3 separate regions of the Homo sapiens genome follow, and regions 2 and 3 are each linked to region 1. A link is a loop called in an ENCODE intact Hi-C map of the cell type or tissue named here. Cell type or tissue: endothelial cell of umbilical vein. All regions are shown on one strand.

Region 1 (8,000 bases):
AACCCCTCAACCTTCTCAGACTCTGTAACTGTAAGAAATAAATTCCTTGTCTTTGTAAATTTCTCAGTTTCAGGTATTCCATTACAAACAACAGAAAACAGACTAAGACACGCCCTACAGGTGGATATAATCATTATTCTCATTTTGTAAATGAAGAAACAGAAACAATGACAACTTATGTAATTGGCCAAGTGAAATACTACTAATCATTAAGGCCAGCATTTAAGCTCTCATGGTGTTTTGCTCTAGTGACCCTATTTGTGACACTACATTATTCTTTACCTTGGTGGATACTCAGTAACTGGTTGCCATTTTTATTGACCATGGTAGTATAAAGCATCAAGTTTAGCACCTAGCTAGGAATCCAGGTGTTTTCTTGGTTCTCTCACTTACCCAGGATAATCAGGTCTTCAGCAAATCATGTCTATTGTACCTCCTAATCCCTCTTCTTCTAATTCACTTTTTCCTTGCTGCCTTTAATCTAAGCCACCATTCTTTCTCTCTTCCAGGCTAGGGCAGAAGCCTCCCAGTAGGCCCCTCCTTAGCTCCTTGAGTTCTTCTCCTCTCTCATCCAGAGTGCAGCCAGAAGGATCCTTTACAAAAAGAAGTGTGTGTGTGTGTGTGTGTGTGTGTGTGTGCATGTGTGTATGTGTGTGTGTGTGTCCCACCTAACTTAAGAGTTTGGGGGAATGCCCCCATTTCTTATAGCTTTTAGGAAAAAAACAAGGATCCCCATCATCGCGTTCAAGGTCCTACACTGAGGTGACATAGCTAGTATATTCAGCTAACTCTGAAAGGTCCTTTATTCACTTCCTTAGCAATATTAAACAAACCCTTGGACACATTAAATCCCTGTTCCCAGCTTTTGCAAATGCCATCCCCACTGCCTGGAATGTTCTTCCTCTTTTCCATTCACCTGGGTAAGTTTCACTTTTCCTTCATTTTAGCTTAAACCTCACTCCTTTGGAAAAGCCTTACTGTAATTCCAATCATACGTGTGTGTGTATATATGTATATGTATATATATATATATATATATGTGTGTGTGTGTCTGTGTGTGTGTCGGTGTGTGCATGTTATATGATTTGGCCGTGTCCCCACTCAAATCTCATTTTAAATTCCCACCTGTTGTGGGAGAGACCCAGTGGGAGGTAATTGAATCATGGGGGCAGATCTTTCCTGTGTTGTTCTTGTGATAGTGAATAAGTCTTGCGAGATCTGGTGGCTTTAAAAATGGAATTTTCCCTGCACAAGCTGTCTTCTCTTGTCTGCCACCATATGAGATGTGCCTTTCACCTTCCACCATGATTGTGAGGCCTCCCCAGCCACATGGAACTGTAAATCCAATAAACCTCTTTCTTTTGTAAATTGCCCAATCTCGGTTATGTCTTTATCAGCAGTGTGAAAATGGACTAATGCAGTAAACTGGTACCAGTAGAGTAGGGTGTTGCTGAAAAGATACCTGAAAATTTGGAAGTGACTTTGTAACTGGGTTACAGGCAGAGGTTGGAACAGTTTAGAGAGCTCATAAGAAGACAGGGAAATGTGGGAAAGTTTTGAACTTCCTAGAGACTTGTTGAATGACTTTGACAAAAATGCTGATAGTGATATGAACAATAAGGTCCAGGCTGTGGTGGTCTCAAATAGAGAGGAGGAACTTGTTGGGAACTGGAGCAAAGGTGACTCTTGTTATGTTTTAGGAAAGAGACTGGCAGTATTTTGTCCCTGCCCTAGAGATCTGTGGGACTTTGAACTTGAGAGAGATGATTTAGGGTATCTGGTGGAAGAAATTTCTAAGCAGCAAAACATTCAAGAGGTGACTTGGGTACTCTTAAATGCATTCAGTTTCAGAAGGGAAATGGAACATAAAATTTGGAAAATTTGCAGCCTAACAGTGCAGTAGAAGAGAAAATTCCATTTTCTGAGGAGAAATTCAAGCTGGCTGCAGAAATTTGCATAAGTAATGAGGAGCTGAATGTTAATCACCAAGACAATGGGGAAAATGTCTCCAGGGCATGTCAGAGACCTTTGTGGCAGTCCCTCCCATCACAGGCCTGGAGGCACAGGAGGAAAAAATGGTTTAATGGGCCACACCAAGGGTCACCATGCTGTGTGCAGCCTAGGGACTTGGTGCCCTACATCCCAGCCACTCCAGCTGTGGCTGAAAGGGGCCAACGCAGAGCTTGGGCCATGGCCTCAGAGGGTGCAAACCTCAAGCCTTGGCAGCTTCCACATGGTGTTGAGCCTTGTGAGTGCACAGAAGTCAAGAACTGAGGTTTGGGAACCTCCAACTAGATTTCAGAAGATGTATAGAAATGTCTGGATGCTCAGGCAGAAGTTTGCTTTAGGGGTGGGGTCCTCACAGAGAACCTCTCCTAGGGCAGTGCATTGGGCAGTGTGGGGTGGGAGCCCCCACACAGAGTCCCTACTGGAGTACTGCCTAGTGGAGCTGTGAGAAGAGGATCACTATCCTCCAGACCCCAGAATGGTAGATCCACTGACAGCTTGTACCATGTGCCTGGAAAATCTGCAGACACTCAATGCCAGCCTGTGAAGGCAGCCGGGAGGGAGGCTGTACCCTGCAAAGCCACAGGGGTGGAGCTACCCCAGACTATGGGAACCCACCTCTAGCATCAGTGTTACCTGGATGTGACATATGGAGTCAAAGGAGATCATTTTGGAGTTTTAAGATTTGACTGCCCTGCTGGATTTCAGACTTGCATGGGCCCTGTAACCCCTTTGTTTTGGCCAATTTCTCCCATTTGGATCAGCCATATTTACCTAATGCCTGTACCCCCATTGTATCTAGGAAATAACTAACTTGCTTTTGATTTTACAGGCTCATAGGCAGAAGGGACTTGCCTTGTCTCAGTTGAGACTTTGGACTGTGGACTTTTGGGTTAATGCGGAAATGAGTTAAGACTTTGGGGGAGTGTAGGGAAGGCATGATTGGTTTTGAAATGTGAGGACATGAGAATTGGGAAGGGCCAGGGGCAGAGTGATATGGTTTGTCTCTGTGTCCCCACCCAAATCTCATCTTAAATTTCCATATGTTGTGGGAGGGACCTGGTGGGAGGTAATTGAATCATGGGGGCGGGTCTTTCCTATGCTGTTCTCGTGATAGGGAATAAGTCTTAGGAGATCTGATGGCTTTAAAAATGGGAGTTTCCCTGCACAAGCTCTCTTCTCTTGTCTGTCACCGTGTGAGATGTGCCTTTCACCTTCCACCATGATTGTGAGGCCTCCCCACCAACATGGAACTGTAAGTTCAATAAACCCCTTTCTTTTGTAAATTGCCCAGTCTCGGGTATGTCTTTATCAAGTGTTAAAGTGGACTAATACAGCATGCTAATATGTGTGTGTGTGCATGCCTACACTTGTGTGTTTTAAATAAATAAAGGTCCTCCAATAATGGTAAGTAGTAATGATACTGGTAATATGAATGGTAGTCTGTCAGTAGTAATGAAGCCTTTGTTCGGGAAATATGACTTTTGAAATGTAGAATTCATGTCAGTCATTGGAATAGACTAGTACCTTTGACGTGCAGAAGCCAATCTGATTGCTAAGGTGAAGCTCATAGCCTAGACTTGGTTCAGGGGGACTCCCTCCTGCTATTAAGGTTAGAACCAGGGTAGAAGTTGGCTGCTGCTTCAAAGGGCTGGAAACTCTGAATACCTACTTAAGTACAATAGCCCACTCCTCTGATAAGCTGTGATTGGTTTGCTTTTTTCTCCCTCCAGCACATGATTTTGATTTTACTCCTTTCAGCTTTAGAGCTGCCTTAAAGATTAATTTAATCTAATTTCATATTGGTTATAATTCTGGAGTTTGTAGGTAGGAGAGTACAATGAGGTTTTTAAGATGGCCCCTGGGATGTTCTTGGGCGGAGAACTAGTAGTAGCAGGATTAGTGACAAAAGGCAATAGGTTTTTGTTTGTTTGTTGGTTGGTTAATTTTTTTTCTGTTTGTTTACTAAAATGCAGATTTCACCAAAGCAAGAATATCCGGAATAGTCAGGATGTGCTTAGTCAGTTACCTCTGTGGGCGGATGCTCCCCTTGCTCTTTTTTCCTTTCCTTTTATTGGTAACTTGTAATCAGCTGCTACTTTAGTTTAATGAGAAAAATAACAGTTTACATTACATCTAGATTAAAGAAACTGCTAGACGAACAGGGGTGGGCAAGTTGTCAATGGCATCTAATAAATAGTAGTAAGTAATTAGCACAGGTCTGATGGATTTGAAGGAAAGTAAAAAACTAGGGAAGAGGAATTGTGGATTGGGGAAACATAGCTGTAATTTGAGAATAACACATCAAGAAAATAAGAATGAAGCACTGAAGTCAGAGATCTGTGGGGACTGTGTTGGGGAGAGGGTTGGGGGCATCTCGTCTGAGGAACAAATAGAGTAGAGGAACATCTCATGCTGGGTTTGTACTCTGCTCACCCTGCTCCACTCCACCTCTCAGGCTTTTGGTTTTATCAGATTGTGTCTATAACAAAGCCAGATAAAAGTGACAAAGAAGTGCAGTTCAAGGTTCTGCTGTCCTTCCCTTGTCTCTGGGAGTTAGCAAGTCACCTTTAAATGAGAAAACAGTGTGACCTTACGTACTTCACACGGCCATTCTGAGACAAAGTTGGAGAAGTGTCATGCATCACTGCACTCTTCTAAGGGGTGGAAGGAATCAAGCATATTCCAGACCTAGGAGGGATTTCTTAGGAATTCACACTGATGTAATTTCAAAACTCCCAAGACAGCCACCACTTGTCTGGCATTAGCTAACCTATGACACTTCACTCAATTGCATTTTGAGCTCCTGACTTAGTTCATTCAGTAACGTTTTTGCCCCAGGATGCCAAAGCAAACACTGGTCCTGAACTTTGCCTCTTGAACTACATTCTTCACCATGATGCCCTTCCAAATTCCCTATAGATGTTTTCACTACTGGTGTGTACAGGAAGGAAGTTCACTTTGACTAATAACCAACTCTGTTATTTCTAGTGGAGTGATCATTTGTCTCTTCTGTCCATTGGCCTCCCTTTGATTCAAGCAGTGGGGTGTGTAGAGGAAGCTCTGCATCCACTTGACAAGCCTTTTAGGTCCCAACAGCAGTGGACTCCTTATCAGGGCTACTCATAAAAGGCTAACCTTCCAAAGGAAACTTGTCAGGGCTCAGCTGTTGGCAAGATGGATTAACAAGTGCTTCCAGCTAATGGAGTAGACATTGGTGACTTAATGAGGGTAGTTTGAAATCTTAGCTGTATTCTCTTATTCTTTTTTTTTTTTTTTTTGAGGATGATAAATGAGTTTAGTTCTTTCTTAGCTAAGAAATGCCAATGATTTATTTTTATTATTCTTATTTTTATTTTTTATTTTTTAGAGATATGGGGCCAGGGTCGGGGGCAGGGAAGGAAGGGAAGTCTCACTAGGTTGGCCAGAATGGTCTCAAACTCCTGGCCTCAAACAATCTTTTCACCTGGTCCTTCCAAAGTGCTGGGATTACAGGTGTGAGCCACCTTGCCCTGCAGAAATACCAATTATTAAAAACTCAGAGGTTGTAGTGCAACATATTTGGGAGTGGTCACACCCCATGGCCTTTGATTTTAGTCTGAAGATTGAAAATAACCTTTGGATTTTACCTTGACAAGGAAGTTGTTCCTCAGTGGACACAGACATCATAGTTGGCATAGAAACAGCTGTTGGGTTATTCCTGGGCCATTGAAGACATGGCACCTGGCCCAGTCTGAATGGTTGTTCTCTCCTGGTTGCTTGTTTAAATAAAGGTTAAGCAAAAATTCTTTTTTGGTTTTGATTTCAGGAAGAAATAAGGGAGTGACTGCAATGTTATCTGAAAATGAGCATTTCCTGTTTCCTCAGGCATTTCTTTATGACCCCCATTAAAGTTAATGAATAACCAAGTGTCTGACACAGTTGAGCGTAATATGCCTCACCTAAGGTTCCCGGTGGCTGCACATTTTTGTGGGAAATGACCTTCAGTTCCTGCAGATCCATTATTAGGCAATCTCTTAGTTATAGACTTTATCTTCCCAAAACATTCAAATCACATATTAGCCAAATCACTTAGATACCGTCCTAAGTGCTGGAACTCTTTAAGTCTTGTTAGCAGAAAAGGCTAAAGTTTAGGTAAATAAGCAGATCTGTTCCACAAATGATTCCTCACCTTAGGTATTTATGAAAAAGCTCTGATAAACTTTTGAAAGCAGAAAAAGACGTTAAAAAATCTTACTGTGAGCCTGAAAACATAAACATAAATCAGCTAAAAGATAATTTGCCTTAATAGGTAGTGGGCGATGGGGGAGGAGAGTGATCAGGGCTCACCCTGGCAAAATTGTCTCTGCCGGATGTTTCAGGTTCGCCTTCTCTCCCCGTCACCTCCTCAGAATCTTAGGAGACCACATAGGATCAATCCTTGTTCAAAGGCAAAGGCAAAAAAAGTATGACTGCAAATATGTGAAGTACGATTTGGCACGGAGTTCATTTTGGGACCCTAAGTCCTCTAGGCGGTACAGCTATATATTGCAATGGACTGAGTGTTTGACACACTTGCCCAGAACTCCTGCATACAAATGAGGAGTGGCATCCTTAACCTCAGGCAGTTAAATGTTCCATTCCCCTGAAACTACCATTTTCCAAAGAGCTTTGGAATTGTCTTAGGGCCTATTTAAATGCCATAGGAAAAAAGTTAATTTCATTTCTTTTTATGGTCCCATGTCATTTTTAACCCCTAGTAGTAGCAGTATTTCTAGCTGTTAAAAGTAAGTATTTTTGAGTCACAAATCTAACAATTGATTTGTGGCAATTTGTTTAACCTCCTAGAGCCACAGCTTACTTATTTCTGGAATGGTATGATAGTAAAATCTACCTTATGGGGCCTCTCTGAGGATTATGGATAAAGCGGTTAACACAATTCCAGGCAACTAGTAAGCATTCAAAATGTGTTACTATTATTACTGGGATTGTTGCCGCCGTTGTTATTAAACAACTTGTTCACATACCTTTTTTCACTCGACTTGGCTCAGAATTCTACCAGACTGTTCAGAAAAATCAAGTGTGTGTTTAATGTACAGTATTTTAAAGTCACAAATCCAGAGGCTTTTAAGAATAAGTTACAAGGTCTGAAGTGATTTTTGAAAGTACACTGAGCGGAGTAGATCCTGTTGAATATATTCCAGGCTCTAAAATGACTATTTCTAAAGGAGATGATGCTGTGGAATATGTTATAAAGGAACAAAAAATTACTTTACTCTGTAGACACATTTCATAGTTTTTGTGCAATTTTCTAGTTTCAACAGCTTGTCCAATATGTATTGAATATATATTCTATGAATGATATGTGCTAGATTCTCCTTGGGATGCCATGTTATAGAGGTCTTCAGAACGCTTTCATTAAGATTCATTCATATGTCAGGACTTAAGATATATATATATATAAGAAATCTCATGAACAGAAGTTTCAGAAATCAGTTCATTGCTTGCCTGAATTCAAGGAGAAAGAAGTCTTCAGAGTGAAGCTCTGGATCTAGGAGAGAATTTTCTCCTCAGCCTGTTTTCAGGAAGTGGCTTCTGTGTCCTCTGTGCTTGGAAATTGGACGATTTTGGTTAATGTGGAAGATCTTAATGAATACTTTCTAAGAGTAAGGCTATATACAGGTCAGGCACGGTGGCTCATGCCTGTAATCCCAGCACTTTGGGAGGTCGAGGCGGGCAGATCACCTGAGGTCAGGAGTTCGAGATGAGCCTGGGCAACATGGCGAAATCCCGTCTCTACAAAAAATACAAAAACTAGCAGGGCGAGGTGGCGTACACCTATAATTTCAACTACTCGGGAGGTTGAGGCAGAAGAATTGCTTTTACCTGGGAGGCAGAGGCTACAGTGAGTAGAGATTGTGCCACTGTACTCCAGCCAGAGAATGAGACTCTGTCAAAAAAAAAAAAAAAAAAAGGCTTTATAAATATCAATATCAAGTCCATCCCTCCTTGCC
Region 2 (8,000 bases), 250 kb after region 1:
CTGTTCTCCATGCATTGTTTGTAACAGCTGTTTTTTCATACCTATCCACATTTGCTTTAGGTGGTAAAGGAAAAAGATAAATTAATCAACAAATCAAATGGCTCATTTTACGATGGCATTTCTTTTATGAATGATGATTTAGTGCTTAATATCAGGAAATATTTAAATGTAAGATTTTAATCCTGATTCTCCTTCTAATCTTACCGTAAATCGTTTCAATTGAAAAAATATGACCAATCTTTCATGCCTCCTAGACCTAGTCTGTGCAAGTTTATTTCTTCCAAATATTATTCCTTATTCCAAATATTAAAGTCAGTTATTTTTATTTAACCATGAGTTACCCTTGGATCCAAAAAATTTATTTTTATATATATTTATTTATATATATATATATATATATATATATTCTTTTTTTTTTTTTTTTTTTTTTTTTTTTTTTTTTTTTGAGACGGAGTCTCGCTCTGTGGCCCAGGTGGGAGTGCAGTGGCGCAATCTCGGCTCACTGCAAGCTCCGCCTCCCAGGTTCACGCCATTCTCCTGCCTCAGCCTCCCGAGTAGCTGGGACTACAGGCGCCCGCTACCACGCCCGGCTAATTTTTTTGTATTTTTAGTAGAGACGGGGTTTCACCGTGTTAGCCAGGATGGTCTCGATCTCCTGACCTCGTGATCCGCCCGCCTCGGCCTCCCAAAGTGCTGGGATTACAAGCGTGAGCCACCGCGCCCGGCCTATATATATATATTCTTGACAACCTTGAGATTGTTGATTGCAAGATAGGCAAAATTTAAGGCACCATGAAGAGGATAATTAGCAGTACAAACTGGAAATTGGAGTGGGAATAAAAGAAAACTTTAAAAGAAGACCAGGGAGCCTACAGATTTTCTCTGTAAAACCTTGGGAAAGACAAAGATATAGCTGTCAAAAAAGAAAAAAGACCCAGGTTGAATCCCAGAAGTCTAATGCATATGACCTGAGGAATGCATAGTCAGACCAGTGAAATCAAGCATCTAAATTATGTTGATTTCTAGAACAACAGTATATCCTGAAACAATGAAAACTACACATATACATGATATCCTTGGCTATATATATCTAAAACATACTAACAGAAATCGTGTATATTGGTGAAAATCTTGGTGAAATCTCGGGGTGAGCGTAGGGGTGAAGACAAGAAAGAAAAATTTCTATTGAGCCAGGGCTGGAAAATGAAAATGCCTAATTTTGTATCCAATATCACCACGCACTGATGGAGAGGATACATAGATATTTTCTTATATATCATGCTGTCTTTATTCTTTTTGTTTGTGAGCACAGAAATATTTTGTAATGATTTTTATGTGTTTATCCTGACTTCTGTTTCCCTTCTTTTAACATCATGTTCATTTTTAAAAAACTAATCCATGTCATACAAAAAGTATCACAGCAATTTCTTCTTCTAGCACCAGTTAAAAGGCATAGATTTATATTTGTCAATCATATTAGGTATTTGAGAAAACTATTTTCACTGATGAAATACAATGCACCCTGTCTGACATTCTTTGAATGACAACGTGTAATAGAGTAGATGTTTTATTTTGAAAAAAACATAATCTGCATATAAGCCAGATTTTACTTAGGTTAAAAATTATTTTCCCATGAAAATAAATACTAATTGACATAGGAATTTAGTGATTTTATGTGATTATGGGCAGACTAAAACTTGTATGTTTGTTTAAGTGGTGTATGCTACCTGTGATTTCCACAAGCATCATGCTAGATGATTTTTTTGAATGAAAAAACATTGTAAATTTTTGTTAGTAGGAACCACCCAACTTCAATAGGGATCCCTCAGAGCTAACTGATGTTCCTTCCTTGAGTCATAGATCTTGAGAAGCAAGAGCTTCCAATGGGAAAGATGATGGGCCTGCAAATTCAGTACTACCTCTAGGCATTGTGGCAATCAAGCAATTTTGGAATTCTGCATTTAGTTGTTCCACTGTAGTGTAGGTTTTCATTTTAAGGCGTAGTCAAGTGAATCTTATTTTCTTATACAAGTTCCCTTCTGAGAGGGTTGCCATGGCAATGAGTTCTCAGCCTGAAATTCTTAAATGTTGGTTTTATTTCATTATCTGAGTTTCCATTACAGGCCACATCAATCAATGCAGTTCTCTATTCAAGAACACGTCTGCAGCCTTAAAAAGCTGACCCTTTCATTTGGTACCTCTGCTCCTCTGCCTAACTTGATGTCACCATTTCCCAGACAACTCTTCATCTCCAAGAACCCTCTTCTACAGGGCTGTCAATTTGATCTTTTCCAGTTTCCTTTTAGGCAATATCTAGTCTTGGTTCTCACCTGTCTCATTTTCTCATTTATAAAGGGTAATACCAAGTCTCTATGTCTTCCCTGGTTGGGTTTCTAACAGCTGTGTGACTAACAATACTATTAATAAGTAACAAGAACAAAGGCACTTTTGCATTTGTGCATCACTCTACAGTTTACAGCAGTGTATTCCTATACATCATCTCATTTATTTTTCAAATTCTCTAACTTGCTGCCACTGTTACTTTGATTTAGCCAGTGTGGGAAAAAGCTAACTCAAGACTTTTCCTTTCTTCTTTTCCCCTACATTCACGTTTCGTAAGATCTCCTCAGAGGGCACAGAGGTACACAGGTTATTGTTACTGGGAGTGACAAGTGACAGGACAGGCAGCAGAGTCGAGGAGGAGGGCGGGCATGGAATGATAGTAAATTCACAGGCTGTGCCTTGGAAACAGATAGTTATACAACCAAACCCACATTGACAGATCCTGCACAATTTGTGTCTTCTGGTGGCCACACCAGAGAGATGATTTGAGTTAGAGGGGTGAATGAGATCAATCATTGAGCCATGAAATATAGTAATAAGAATAGCAAATGTTTCTGAACTCCCACTTGGTGCCAGGCACTGTGTTTTAGTCATTAATTCTCAAAACAATCCTGAGTTAGAAAATGTGATTTCTTCCATCTTAGAGATGAGGAATATGCACCAGAAGGAAACTGCCTTCCCTGTGGCTCAATTCCTCATCCAAGGATATGAGCCAAAACCAAGGTGATGCATATCGTGATTCTGTTTCTCCACTAGCTAAGCATTATGTTGACGACCGTAACTCCATGCATTCTGTGGGCTATTACACTAACCTGCCATCTGTAGGTTGGACCTGTAACACTACTGGTCTTAGCTCAAGTGAATTAAGGTCTTACCTTGAACAAAAAGTTGAGGTGGGATTTAAACTGAGGTAGTCTAAATCTAGTGGCCTAAGCCACTGTGAAGTTCCTTTTTCTTTCCTCCATTATTATGTGCCTTTTTTTGTCTAAACCAGTGGTTCTCAGTGGGTGTAGCACTGCCCTCTAGGGACCATTTTGTGAGGGTGGTTTTGGGCAGTGACAACAACTAGGGAGTGCCACAAGCATTTTGTGGGCAGGGACAGGGATGTTGTGACATGTGGTCTGGCCAAGCCCACATGGGAAAACTGTCCCTCCTCCCACACAATGTTTTAACGTTTTGCCAGACAGTCATATAAGTGAAAACCTGTTTATAAACACCAAGATACATCAAAACAAAGCCTCTCTCTCTTTTTCACTGTATCCTGGACTATCATGAAAATTAAAGGAAGCTTGTACTTAGTTTGCTTAGAACTTTACCAAGAGTGCCTGAGAAAATTATGCTACAGATGGCCATGCCCAAGCAGCAGGAGAGTTTTTCACACCTGGTTGAGTCCACATTTAGAGAATTTTTTTTGTAGTGATTCTACGTAGTGAAGCAAACATCTTCCTTCTTCATTGCGTGTTCTAGTGTATTCATGCCCTTGTCTTTACATGTTGAAAATAGAATTTTACTATAAATACTTTCATTTTAAATCATTTTCATATCACACTTATGGCACTCTATTGATTTTTTTTAAATTGATGTGTTGTTTTCATTTGGCTTCCCTTGGGAACAGACCCTGAGCCAAGGTGTTGTGTGCACGTGCTTTCTATAGGAGGTGATGACAGGGAACAGCGCAGAGGAGTGGGGATGTGAGGAAGGGAAGAAAAAGCAGCCAGGAGGAGTGGGAGTGTTATAAGTTGGCAGTGTGGACAAGTGGGGCTCTGTCTTGCTGGGGAGCTCTCAGCAACCATGTAGAACATGCCTAGAAGTGGTCCCATCTGAGGGAGGAGAAAAGCTGGACTATTTTTTTTTTTTATCTTTCCCCCTTCATCAGCTGGCTGAGGACTGCTCCTGGGTCATTAACTTCCCAGCATTTCTTATCTGCCCGCTTGGGCAGGCAGAAGGAAAAAGCTCAGGCAGAGAGTGACAGCAAGGGTATTTGCTAGAAGATGCTGTGGATGGGCATGTGCTAGAATGATGAGAACTGGGCAGATATGGGTGGGGCACTGATGCCTGTTTCATGTGTGCAGATGAGTGTTAATATTGATAAATGTCATTTCTGCATAGCAAGGGGACTTTACAAAATATTTGTTATAAAAGGGTTTGCTGAGCCTGATAGAATTGAGAGCATTGGTTTAAGTTAAACAGAGTTTCTAATAGAGCAAAGCTACATTGAATATGCTAAACACAGGTTGCTCAAAGATTTTTATTCTTAAAGTTAGGCATCCAAATTATCTGCTTCTTTAAGCATAGTGTGATATAGATGTCATAAAAATGGTAATTGATGTGACTGGCCTTATATCCTATAGAATACATGGTCTTATGAAAGTGAATGTAATGCTTAGCTAATAGAAAAACAATATCACGTGTTGTGTCACCTTAGTTAAAGTTTTTTCAAGATCTCATAATCCTAACCTTTGATTCATCATGCAAATTACGGAAGAGTTGGCCACCCAAGGTTGAATGCATGTAAAGTTGTCCATCAATCAGAAGACACATATTAGAGGTGAGCAATTTAAGCAGGAGTCTACCTTTGATTTTATTCTAATATAAAGTTTCTTTCAAATTATGTGTTCTTTCAATGATTTGGGAAATATATTGTCATATATTTCCTTCAAAAATCTTACTTTAGGACCGTGATCAATTCTTTTTGTAAGAGTGTCTGAAACTTTTTGCTTTATTTCATCTACAATTTGAAAGAATTATTTTTAGTCACTTGTATATTCTGCAGATGTAAGTCTACTAGCAAGACCAAGAAAACTATGTTTAAAATGAAAGTATAAAACATCTCAATTTGGCTGGATTTGTCAACATAATTATTTTCTGTTCTTTTATCAGGCTAGGGAACATTCTCAGGAAAATCATTATTGGTTTCTACAACAGTGTCTTCCAGAGGAAATACTGGCCTAGCACACTGTCAAAGAGAGTATATTACAGTGAAATTTGTATAGAAACAGTAAAGAGATTTGCAATGCAAGCTTTCATCTTGAGTGCTTTATTTTTCCCTGACCTGAGCGGCAGTTATTAGATCACTGTATCATGAGGAAATAGTCAATTGAAGACACGGACCACAGAGTCCCAAGCCTGACATTAGGTTTGAACAATTGGGCAATTTTGGCATATATCTAGAGGGTTAATAGTATAGAGCAAAGGCAATGGCTTTAAACCAAACATTTTTTCTTGCAAATGTTCAGATTTTTTTTTTTTTTTTTGGAGAGCAATTGCAATGTATGGAATCTAAGCTATTCTTAAGGTGTTGAACTCAGAAACCAAAGGAGAAAGAACAAGTAAAAACAATAAAAAATTTAAAATAAAAACAAATCTGTCAGTGGAAAGAAAGCTTTCTTGACTTGTTTATGTACAATTCAATGGAGTTGCAAAGAGGATTTTTTTTAATGGAAAACATGTCACAGATTGGGTTCAAGCTGCACTTTAGCTATTTTTGTTTGTTTATTTTATACACACACAAACACATACCCTTCAAAACTGTGCAAAGTGAAATATTTGCTTTCCTGGATGTCTTATCAAAGTGGTATAGTTTGAATTTATAATTATGAATTAAGTTCAGCAGTATATTAAACACCTAGATTTCAGCCCATACGAGTAACTTTAGTGCAGTCTCTCCATCTCTTCTGAGCCCATGTTCTGAAAATTTCCCTGCTCCCAGTATACTAGCAGGTAAGCTATCCCGGAGGATGCACAACAGAAAAGCTTATAGACCAAATTAAGAGGCATGACTCACATTGACTCAAGGAGAAAGAAGCCAGGAGAAAGAAAGAAATAGGTTAACACACTTAGACTAGGTGACAAATGTGTGGAAGAACCTCATTTTCTGGTTATGCTGTGTTTGAATGCTCTCTTTACCATCTCTACCCTCTCAATGGTGATGTGGTTATGAGGACCATAGTTGAGGTTTGAACAAGGGAGCATGGCAGATGGTGAGTGCCTGGGGCCCACTACACACACTTGCTCTATCAGAAAGACAGGGGCAAGTGGGCCTGGCCGGTATCTCATCAGTTCATTGGTGAACAGCAGGGGGGTTTACCTCCATTTCTGTCAGAGAAGATGTAAGGCCAAATGAGACTATAATGAGTATCACCAATGGGAGGATAATTTGAGGATAACATTGCTGTCACTCTAGAGGTGACATGATTCATGCTTCTGACCTGTTCTTACCATTCTTTTCCATTTTGAAATGACAGTCTTGTTTGTTCCATCCTTTTTATCATATAGCATGTCTTAGAGGTTACTTAGTACTGCATTTAACACAATTCTATGAATCCTGCCTATATCTCAAAATCTGCTCGCTTAGTTATTATCAACACTTAACACGAGTTATATATCCCATTTGTTTTTATTTTCTTCTATAGAAGAATTGAATATTCTCAAATAATACAGCAAGCATATTACACTTTTTATAAGATGGGATGACAGCTAGGTGTGGTGGTGCACACCTAGAGTCCCAGCTACTCAGGAGGCTGAGACAGAAGGATCATTTGAGCCCACGAGTTAGTTATGATCGCACCACTGCACTACAGCCTCAGTGACAGAGTGAGACCCAGATACCCAGTCTAAAAAGAAAAGAAGAAGAAGAAAAAGGAAAATGGGATAACATATATCAGTAACTAATCATTTTAACTGGGTGATGGGCAGGTTCTATGTATGGACTGAATTGTGTCCCATCAAAATTCATACATTAAATCTCTAACCCCCAATGTGATGGTATATAGAGATGGGACCTTTGGGAGGTGATTAGACTTAAATGAGTTGATAAGGATGGGGCCCTGAAGATGGAATTACTGCTGTGATAATAAGAGACACCAGAGGCCTTGCTTCCCCTGACTCTTGGCTTCTCAAGGATACAGCTAGAAGGCAGCCTTCTGAAAGACAGGAAGAGAGCCCTCACAGGGGAACAGAATTGTCCAGAACCTTGTTCTTGTTCTTTCCAACCTCCAGAACTGTGAGAAATAATAAATTCCTGTTGTTTAAGCCTCCTGGCCTATGGTATTTTGTATGGCATCCAGAGCTGATTAATGCAGTGAGTATGCAGGCATTCATTATACTATTCTCTCTGTTTGTGTATGTTTGAAATTTTCCGTAACAAAGCAAACTTAAATGTTTAAATATATAAAAGAGAATGATAGATTATAACAGTATGTACTTCCTAGGATTATTGTGAGGCTATAAAGAAGGAATATTTGTAAAGTTCTCAGTAGATTACATAGCTTATTAAAAATAATTTACCTGACAGATATGTTTTAAGCAACTATTATGTTTCAATCACTGGTCAAAGTACTTGAGATATAGCTGCCCTTGTGGAGCTTACATTCTACTGATAGCAGTTTTCATTATTGTTAATAGATGGTTTCACATCATTTCTAGATGCTGTGACATTCATTATTATTACATTCTTGGGCAATTATCTCATTACCATTGCATTTTTTTCTTATTTTTGTGATTTCTGAATCTTTAAAAAGCTAAGAAGGTGATAGAACTGAGTAGAGATCCAGCAAGTGGCAATTCTATGAAATAGTAATAATATAACCCTCAGTTAACATACATCCATACAAACAGACAACTATGTAACCAGGCCTGTATTACTGAAGATCATGTTT
Region 3 (8,000 bases), 65 kb before region 1:
TACTAAACCAATTGCTTTGGGAGCTTCCAAGCTGTGACATTAAGGTAGCTGCGAGTCATCATTCTTGATGAAGGAGCAGCTTCAGAAATTGTGTGCATCTGATGGAGGTTTGGCAAAGTGTGTAAGTCTGCAGACCTATGGTAAACAGGTCTCATTTCTAAGCATTTATTTTCAGAAAGGGAAAAAAAGAGCTGTCCATTCTCAATTTCGGACTTATTTTAAATTACTCACAGGGAAATGGGTGCCCCATTTAATGGCATTGTTTATTCTCACAGAGAAATGTTTGCAGTGAAAATGCAAAATACCATTTCTTTTCTCTGCTGAGGCTCCTCATCCTATGGTGCCCACTTTACTCTCCCAGCAGAGAATGCAGAAAAGCACCAAAGGCAGCATCATGAAACGCAGAGCTGTTAATTCCCAACTCCGTCAGAGTTCTGCCCTCCTTCCCATTTGGGGAGCTGAACTGAGCCATTAGAACTTTCCTTTTACACTCCCTCTAGAATACAAGTCCTGACAAAATTAAAGGGCTTTATACCCCTAAAGCCTCAGAAATTCTACAGGGTACGGTGAGGGTAGGGGTGGGGTTGAAGGGATGGGAAATTCATAGGTTAAAAACAAAAACTTGGGCGAAAAATCCAGGCTCTGCCAGTTACTATCAGTGGGACCTCAGCTAGTTACTTAGACATCTGGCCCTCTGCTTACTTGTTTGTGAAATAGAAATGATCATATCTGCCTCATGTGCTTGTTGGAAACATATAAAACAAGATAACTTCAGGAGCAAAGTGATTTATATCTGCAATGTTGAAATGGATAAAAAATAAAATAGATATGTGAGTGCATAGATGATAAATATGTCATAAAACAAAGGCAGCAAAGTGTTAGCAATTGTAAGGAGAGATGTGGGTGTATGCATGTTTGTTATATAATTCTCTCAACTTTTCTGTGCATTTGAAAGCATCTTAATCAGGAGGAAGCGATTTAGAAGGGCAAATCTTTTCCATGTAAGTATAATTCCCGTATTCCCTGCCTCTAGTTAAATTCCAGATGTAGGCACATGGCCATACTGAACCTCAGCGGAGAATGGAAAAAAATATATCTTTTTCATGGACCACTGTCAGCCCAGCAAAAATTTAGAAATTTTATTTCCAAGGAAGAGAGATAATGGGGGAAAAATAGGCACCTTGATTGGTCATGCAAACTTAACTCTCTGTGGCACATACTACATGCCAAATAACAAATGGTGCCATTCCTATTAAGGAAGGGAAGTAATGCCTGCCCCTTTTCTTCCTCGGGGTGGAGTGTCCTGCCAAGTCTCCTGTCCTTTCCTGGGTGACCCAGGGGGCTTATTGCTTCCATCCCTGCTCAGATGGTTTTGCATTTCCGTGGCAGCATTTTACTCCACCCTCCATTGTGCATCCTAGATTCTCTCCAGAACCCCTCCCAGCGGAGGCCTGAGGTTAGCTTTTGTGTGACATCGGGTCTCTATTCTTCCATGTATTTAAGCTCAAAATGTTTCCTTATGGGGAATTTTCTTAAAAGTCTTCAATATTGTTAACTCTTTGAAACCACTGCTGTGTGAAGGCAGCTGATTGTTCCATTGTGGGTCCCATAGGAAGAAGTTCTATGGTTCCTCCTTATTGCCTTCTTGGTGGGCATCCCCTATGAAGCAATGCAGGGAGGACTCCATGATAGTGCAGGCACTTGGCCTTTGATTTCCATCCAGGGAACTCCCTCCACCTGTCTATGAGAGAACTGTGTTGTGGAAGCTCACCGGGAAGCCTATGGAAGACCAACACATAGAATGGGCAGAGGAAGACAAACCTCCAAAACACACCGACTACAACAAATACAGGACAACAAACAGCAATAACATTGAGAATAGGAAGCTCATCATGGAGGAGAACCAGGACAGACATCCACGAAACCCAAAAGAAGAAAAAAATTCAAGAAAGACTGGTCAATTGCATCTAAAGCTACTCAGTGACTAAAAAAGATAAGGGCTGGTTGTTGTCCTTTAGTTGGTGATTTAATGAAGAGCCATTCCAGGGAAGCAGTGGGGGCGAAAGTCAAATTTCACTAGGATGAAGATGACAGACAGGTAAAGGAGGGAAGAGAGTAACTGTGTAGGAATTCAGCAGCAAAAAGGAGAGGTTTGTGGTCACAAGGGTAATGCGGTATACGGAAGGATTTTGTTTTGTTTTTGTTTTTGAGACAGGCTCTCGCTCTGTTGCCCAGGCTGGAGTGCAATGGTGCAATCTTGGCTCACTTTAGCCTCGACCACCCCAGGTTCAGGTGATCCTCCCATCTCAGCCTCACGAGTAGGTGGAACTACAGGCACACACCACCATCCCCAGTTAATTTTTGTATTATTTTTGTAGGGATGGGTTTTTGCTATGTTGCCCAGGCTGGTCTCAAACTCCTGGGTTCAAGCAATCCACCTGCCTCGGCCTCCCAAAGTGCTGGGATTACAGGCATGAGCAACTGGACTAGAAAAGGTTTTTCATGATGAGAAAGACTTGAGTGTGATCAAATGCTGATAAGAAGGGACCAGAGAAGAGGCAGAAGTTAATGATCCAGAAGAGATAGGAAGTAGCTGCTAGAGAGAGGTTGCTTAGAAAGAAGGTAAGGTACCATCCAGGCAACCGGAGGAGGGATTGGCCTTGGCTAGAAGGATTCCTCTCACATTGGATAGGAGAGTAGGCATATGCCATGGTTTGCATGTAGGTCAGCTGGCACAGGGTAGAATTGTTACTGCTTTATTTAGTAAATGTATTCCTCTAAAGTCATCTGCAATCATATCACATTAGCCCTTTTTGTGACACTGTGTTTTTTTTGTTTTTTTTTTTTTTTCTGGAGTTTATTAGCAAATGAGATTTCATTACCAGCTCCTGCTAAACAATGTCTCCTCTATCCCACACTTACGCATTTCTGAAACCAAATTCAAGTCCTAACATTTATTTTCACTGAAGGTCATACTATTAGATTTAGATCATGTTTCCAATTTGTCAAAATCTTTTTATATTTTAATTGAACTCACAACATATCACTGATGTGTTTCAGTCTTGTGTTACCCATACATTAAACAATCAGCTGTATGTATGTCTTCATTTAAAGAACTGTCTTTAGCTCTATTTTACTTTTATTTCATCAACTACTCTCTCCCCCAACCCCCTGAGACTCAAGGGAAGAAGAATTAAACTGAATGCTTTGATGATAACTGATAAAGCCTTTTGTCCTAAGGAGTCCTCCCAAATTGGATTAAGAGGATTCATTTGTGTTTTGCGGTGTTTATATTTGAGGAAGACAAGGATGTGAAAACTCTCACTCTCTCTGTGTTCATTCTCACAAATAGATGGATACCGTCACTTTTCAAGGCTTGTCCATCTGGAATGCATCACAAACACATTGCTGGGAAAGTAAAAGTTCCAGAAAGAGCTTCGTTTTCTCCTGGAACTGTGAAATTGAGTGGCCTAGTTCTCTCCTCCATGTTGTTGTAAATTCACAGGAGTGTAATATAAGCTACATTTTTAACCATTTGGGATAGCTTATGATTGAATAATGCTTCCTGCCAGACATGTTTTCCCTTTATTTATCACTTACTTTTCTCTCTAATTTCAGCAACAGCAATTGCTGATTATGAAAATGACTCTAATTGTTCAACCTTTCATAACCACATTTAACTACCAAAAACAATCTATCTGCTACTTTGAAAAGCAGTTAAACAAGCAAGCAATTTATTCCTGCCTTCTTGCAAGCAACCAGGAACAGGGCCGTGTTCTCTTTGTTCCTTGTACTGCTTTGGAACCATGAGTGCCTCTTTCTAACTTGAATCAAAATCTGCTTGTTCCTAACTGCTGCCTTTGCAATCAGTAATTTGACTCAGTGGGCTTAATTCAAAGCAGGCACTCACATTCTTTAGACTCTTTGTCAGTCTTCCAGGAAATCAAGTTGAACAACAAAAACAAACAAACACCGGCCCTAAATTAAACCAGATAGGGAGGAAGAAACGTCAATGAATGATGAAGCAAAATAACAAGAGTCAGGAGAAATAAATAGAAACCATTTCAAGGCTCCACCTGCCGTGGCCCCATTAGCCCCTCCTTTACCTCCCTTTCCTAGAGGAAATCAAAGCAACTCCTATGAGCAATCATTCTAGTCAGCTTCCAGACTTCCAGAGCCTGCTGAATCTAGCTCCTCCCACCCTGCCCCCAGCAGGTGAGCACACCTGGGATCGCTGCAGGCTGACATTGCATCGTGATTTCTCTGCATCTCAAACAGCCGGCAGCCCTGCAGAAACCTCTTCCCCTTGCTGAGATAAAGTATATGAATTAATTCCCTTTTGAGTTAACCCGCGCCTGGTTCCTCTCAGTAACTACTGGTACTGGGATAGAGAAGGAGTTGGCAGCTCTCTTAGAAAACCAGATAGTTTTCCTTCTTTGTGATGTGCTCAACTTTCTTTTGCCCCAGGCTTGAAAATACATGCCCTGTCTTTAACTTTCCTTGTGTGAATAACCAGGGCTCAACAAGGTAATAGTTGGGTAAAATTGTTACAGAGGCATTCCAAATCTAAAACAGAGATGTTCCCTGGTAAATCTGATCTTATCTAATGTTTCCTAAATGTAAATAGGCCAGAGGGTGTTCCTTTCTGAATACCCTTTAACCAGATACGTTGGAAATCTATTATGTATTGTTTATTTTAATTTCGTTAAAAATGTTCTCAGGTTTGAAGTGTGATTTCTTTGCGCTCTCATTTAATTTTTTCTTCTTTTTAGAATAAATTATTGAAGACAGAACTTTTTCAAGGTATTTATAGATATATCTGAGGTATTCATGATTTATATAAAGTGTACAGGTGAAGAGTTACCTTCTAGTATAGACCTTAAGCATGTTATCATAGCTATGTGCAATAAAGGTGATATTAAGTTTATTTAATATTGCTACCATTTCTTCTAATCCTTGAATTTTCTCTGGAATAAAGCTGCAGTGTAATGAATGAGATTAATAAAAATAGAAGGGTTATGTGTAACTGGAAAGTGGGGAAATCACTTTGTTCATTTATGGTAGAATATTTAATTGAGGTTCCTCCACACATTCACATTAGGAAAGTCACTTGGTCTTTAGGTTTAAAAATAATAATTTAACTTCAAACAATCCTTAACTCTTCAAAATGTTTAAGGAATTAAGGGCAAAAAAACCTAGATATGTTCCACAACTTTGGTGACAATAAACATGAAATATGGAATCCAATTTTTGAAGAATATAGCCAGTCATCCCTTTAAACCACAACCATTTTTACATAATGTATAGAATTAAAAAACACTGGTGAATCAACTCTGTGCTGTGATGTGTATTACCAGTCTATTGGATCTGTGTATTGGGTGTTTGGGGAGCATATCGACATTATGGGCAATGCAGTTATTTCCCATGACATTTTAAAAATCCATTTCTGTATTACATATTCCAATCTAGTGAAAATTACATCTACTCTATTTAGATTTGGCATCCAACACTTGTTGGCCATGGCATGTGATGTAATTTAAACTGCTCATGTACATTTAGGAGGAGATTGATTTATAGCCGTCTTTGCCTGAGACAAGCACAATTTAAACTAATTCTTATTGATCCAGAAAAATTTAAGATTGGTTTTGAAAATTCTCAAGAATAGAGAGTTTTGGATACATTTGAGCCATTTTGCTAAGCATAATTGTCATGTATATAAAAGCATGAAACTGTTAACACTTATCCTTCTTTGCCTTGGCGTCTTTGTTAGTCATTGCATACCTAAAGGCTAATTTCTGCTCCAGATGCTGTGATGTCTGCCCAGCTGGCCCAGCTGTTAGGATATATGCTATTTGCAAATGGCAGCATAAATAGCATATCCAGAATATTTTGCAGGCTGGGGCTTTGCCATTAAAGGCTAAGATATATTTAGTGTCAGGGATAATTGTTTGGTATATTGTAACCAGAATGGAGCTGACAGAATGCCAATAGGTCTAGCAGAGTGACTCATAAAATAGTCCAATGAAGAAATTATTTACTCAAACATTTCCATATTAGCATGTAATGTGCACTACAAATTGGATTTCCTGTGAATGTACAATCATTGTGTGCAGAGTTTGTAAAGGTGTCTGATATTGCAAATGTATCATTTAAGAAGACCAAATTGCATCAGATTCTCTAACCAAGTCTCTTTTAGCATCTAAAGGAGTAGTTCTTCTAATTATTTTCTGATTGCAGGATAGCCTTGTTGGAAATGCTCAACTTGGAGTTGGGAAGAACTGGGTTCTAAATTCTAGCAATTTCTATGATGACCCGGTGACATTAAACAAATCTCCCATCTTTCCTAATCTTTTCTATTTCTGGTTTCTCAGTTTATAATATTGAAGATACCTGCATTTTAACTGTTTTTGTGTTTTGTCAAAGAAAGGTGCTTTATACATAGTCTAGGTCTATTTGCTTTTCAACTTTTCCCCAAGATCTTCTGTCTTTAGATGTATAGTTTTTTCCTGCTTTTTTTTGTATGTATCTGTTTTTAGCTACCTAGGTATTCATAAGGTGATTAGAATGCAACGGTTACATGGCTTCTTAACCACCCCTAATTTAGACAAGCATTTCTAAGTAGGACTTCTAATATTCAAGGCAAAGAATATTCTAGAACTCAGAAAGTTTGCTTTTATATTCCAAATTATTTTATTGTTACATCTAAAAAACAGTGGTGTCTGCCCTTATCTGATTCTGGATGCTGCTAAAATATACTGCTGGACAGAAATTTGATTCATTAACTTTTTTGGATCTTAACCTTTTAAAGGTGCAGTATGTCCATTGAATCTACAGCTTTACCGAAGCCCTTGACAAGGCACTGGTATCCACAAGGAAAGGCGAATGTTGATATACAGTGACTGGAACTGATTTTTATCAATGTGGATGGTACCAGACTAAGAAAATTATCCATCTGGGCCATGCAATCTGTCTTTCCAGAAAATCACTGAACTACATATCTAATAACACAGTCAGTGAGATAATTTCCTTTTATTGAGTAATTTCCTCATTTGGTAGGGATTTTAAAAGCCTAGGGGCATTTTGAGCATATGGTTCAGGAACATTATTTTAAAATGTGAATTATCAATAGAATTTCAATACAATCAAAGTAAAATAACTTACTTCCTAAGTGTTACAAATATAAGCAGGATATTTCTACAAAGGCTGTTGCTTTTGAGTCAGAGTTAGGAGCTGGAGATTAAAAGCTTTTCTTCAGCATTGTTAGAGCAGGGTGCATCATTCTCAATTGCCAGCGGTCAATTCTCTCCAGACACAGTTGATCGCTCCTCCCACATGAAACAATTTCTTCACTTGAATTCCTCCAACCTCGCTGGCTGTTTCTTCCCAATCTCTTTTGCTGGTTCCCAGTTGTGTCACTCCCCACTCATTACTGAAGAGCCCTAAAGTTCAGTCCTTGAACTCCTTACCTATCAACAATCATCCTTGCTTATCTCAGCTAGATTCCGGGCTTTGTATACTGATCAATTACAAATTTGTATCTCCAGCCCAGACTTGTCTGCTGAATTTCCAACTTGTACATTCTGCTGCCTACTCAGTATCTCCACTTGGATTTCTAGTAAACATCTAAAATGTGTCATCTCCAAAACTGACTTTCTAATTTATCACAACACTTACTTTCAAAAAATACATGCACACCTTCTGTAGTTTCCTGCCTCTTAGGTCACAGCAACTCTATTCTTCCGCAGTTCAAGCCAAAATTTTCGGTGATCTCCTTGACTACCCTGTTTCTCTTACTTTCTCTATAAAGTCTCTTAGAGAAAATCTTGTTAGTGCTACCTTCAAAATATCATGGTGTGAGTTCAAGCAATGTACTTTTTCTTTTCCTTGCATACTTACTCCAGTGGTCTACCTTGTTGAAATATCTAAGATAGGTGACGGCACGGGCCTCCAGGGCCACTCTTAATTATAGGCCTTGTGCCTCAGGGTTTCCTAGGCTGGCG

Evidence for each region. Peaks named below come from ENCODE experiments on the same cell type or tissue, not always from the same donor. Only the 100,000 strongest peaks of a DNase experiment are listed, where the experiment ranks them.
Region 2: it touches region 1 in a loop (3-fold over the local background); 2 of 110 quality-filtered maps call a loop at or near these places.
Region 3: it touches region 1 in a loop (7-fold over the local background); 3 of 110 quality-filtered maps call a loop at or near these places.

Annotation. Positions count from the first base shown.
Region 1 is chr20:14,980,415-14,988,414 of GRCh38, forward strand. All of the region lies in intron 5 of MACROD2 (mono-ADP ribosylhydrolase 2), which reads left to right. Among named protein-coding and RNA genes, the nearest start is that of MACROD2-AS1, 55 kb to the left of the region's middle. In endothelial cell of umbilical vein, no CTCF peak of the experiment used is centred here; DNase peaks (open chromatin) are centred at 4,987 and 5,907; H3K27ac peaks cover 2,292 bases.
Region 2 is chr20:15,233,605-15,241,604 of GRCh38, forward strand. The region is part of intron 6 of MACROD2 (mono-ADP ribosylhydrolase 2); the gene reads left to right. Among named protein-coding and RNA genes, the nearest start is that of MACROD2-AS1, 310 kb to the left of the region's middle. In endothelial cell of umbilical vein, a CTCF peak has its summit at 3,362 (motif pointing left); a DNase peak (open chromatin) is centred at 3,367.
Region 3 is chr20:14,915,783-14,923,782 of GRCh38, forward strand. The region is part of intron 5 of MACROD2 (mono-ADP ribosylhydrolase 2); the gene reads left to right. The region is part of intron 1 of MACROD2-AS1 (MACROD2 antisense RNA 1); the gene reads right to left. Among named protein-coding and RNA genes, the nearest start is that of MACROD2-AS1, 9.7 kb to the right of the region's middle. RefSeq lists an enhancer at 3,659-4,508. In endothelial cell of umbilical vein, no CTCF peak of the experiment used is centred here; DNase peaks (open chromatin) are centred at 3,969 and 6,969.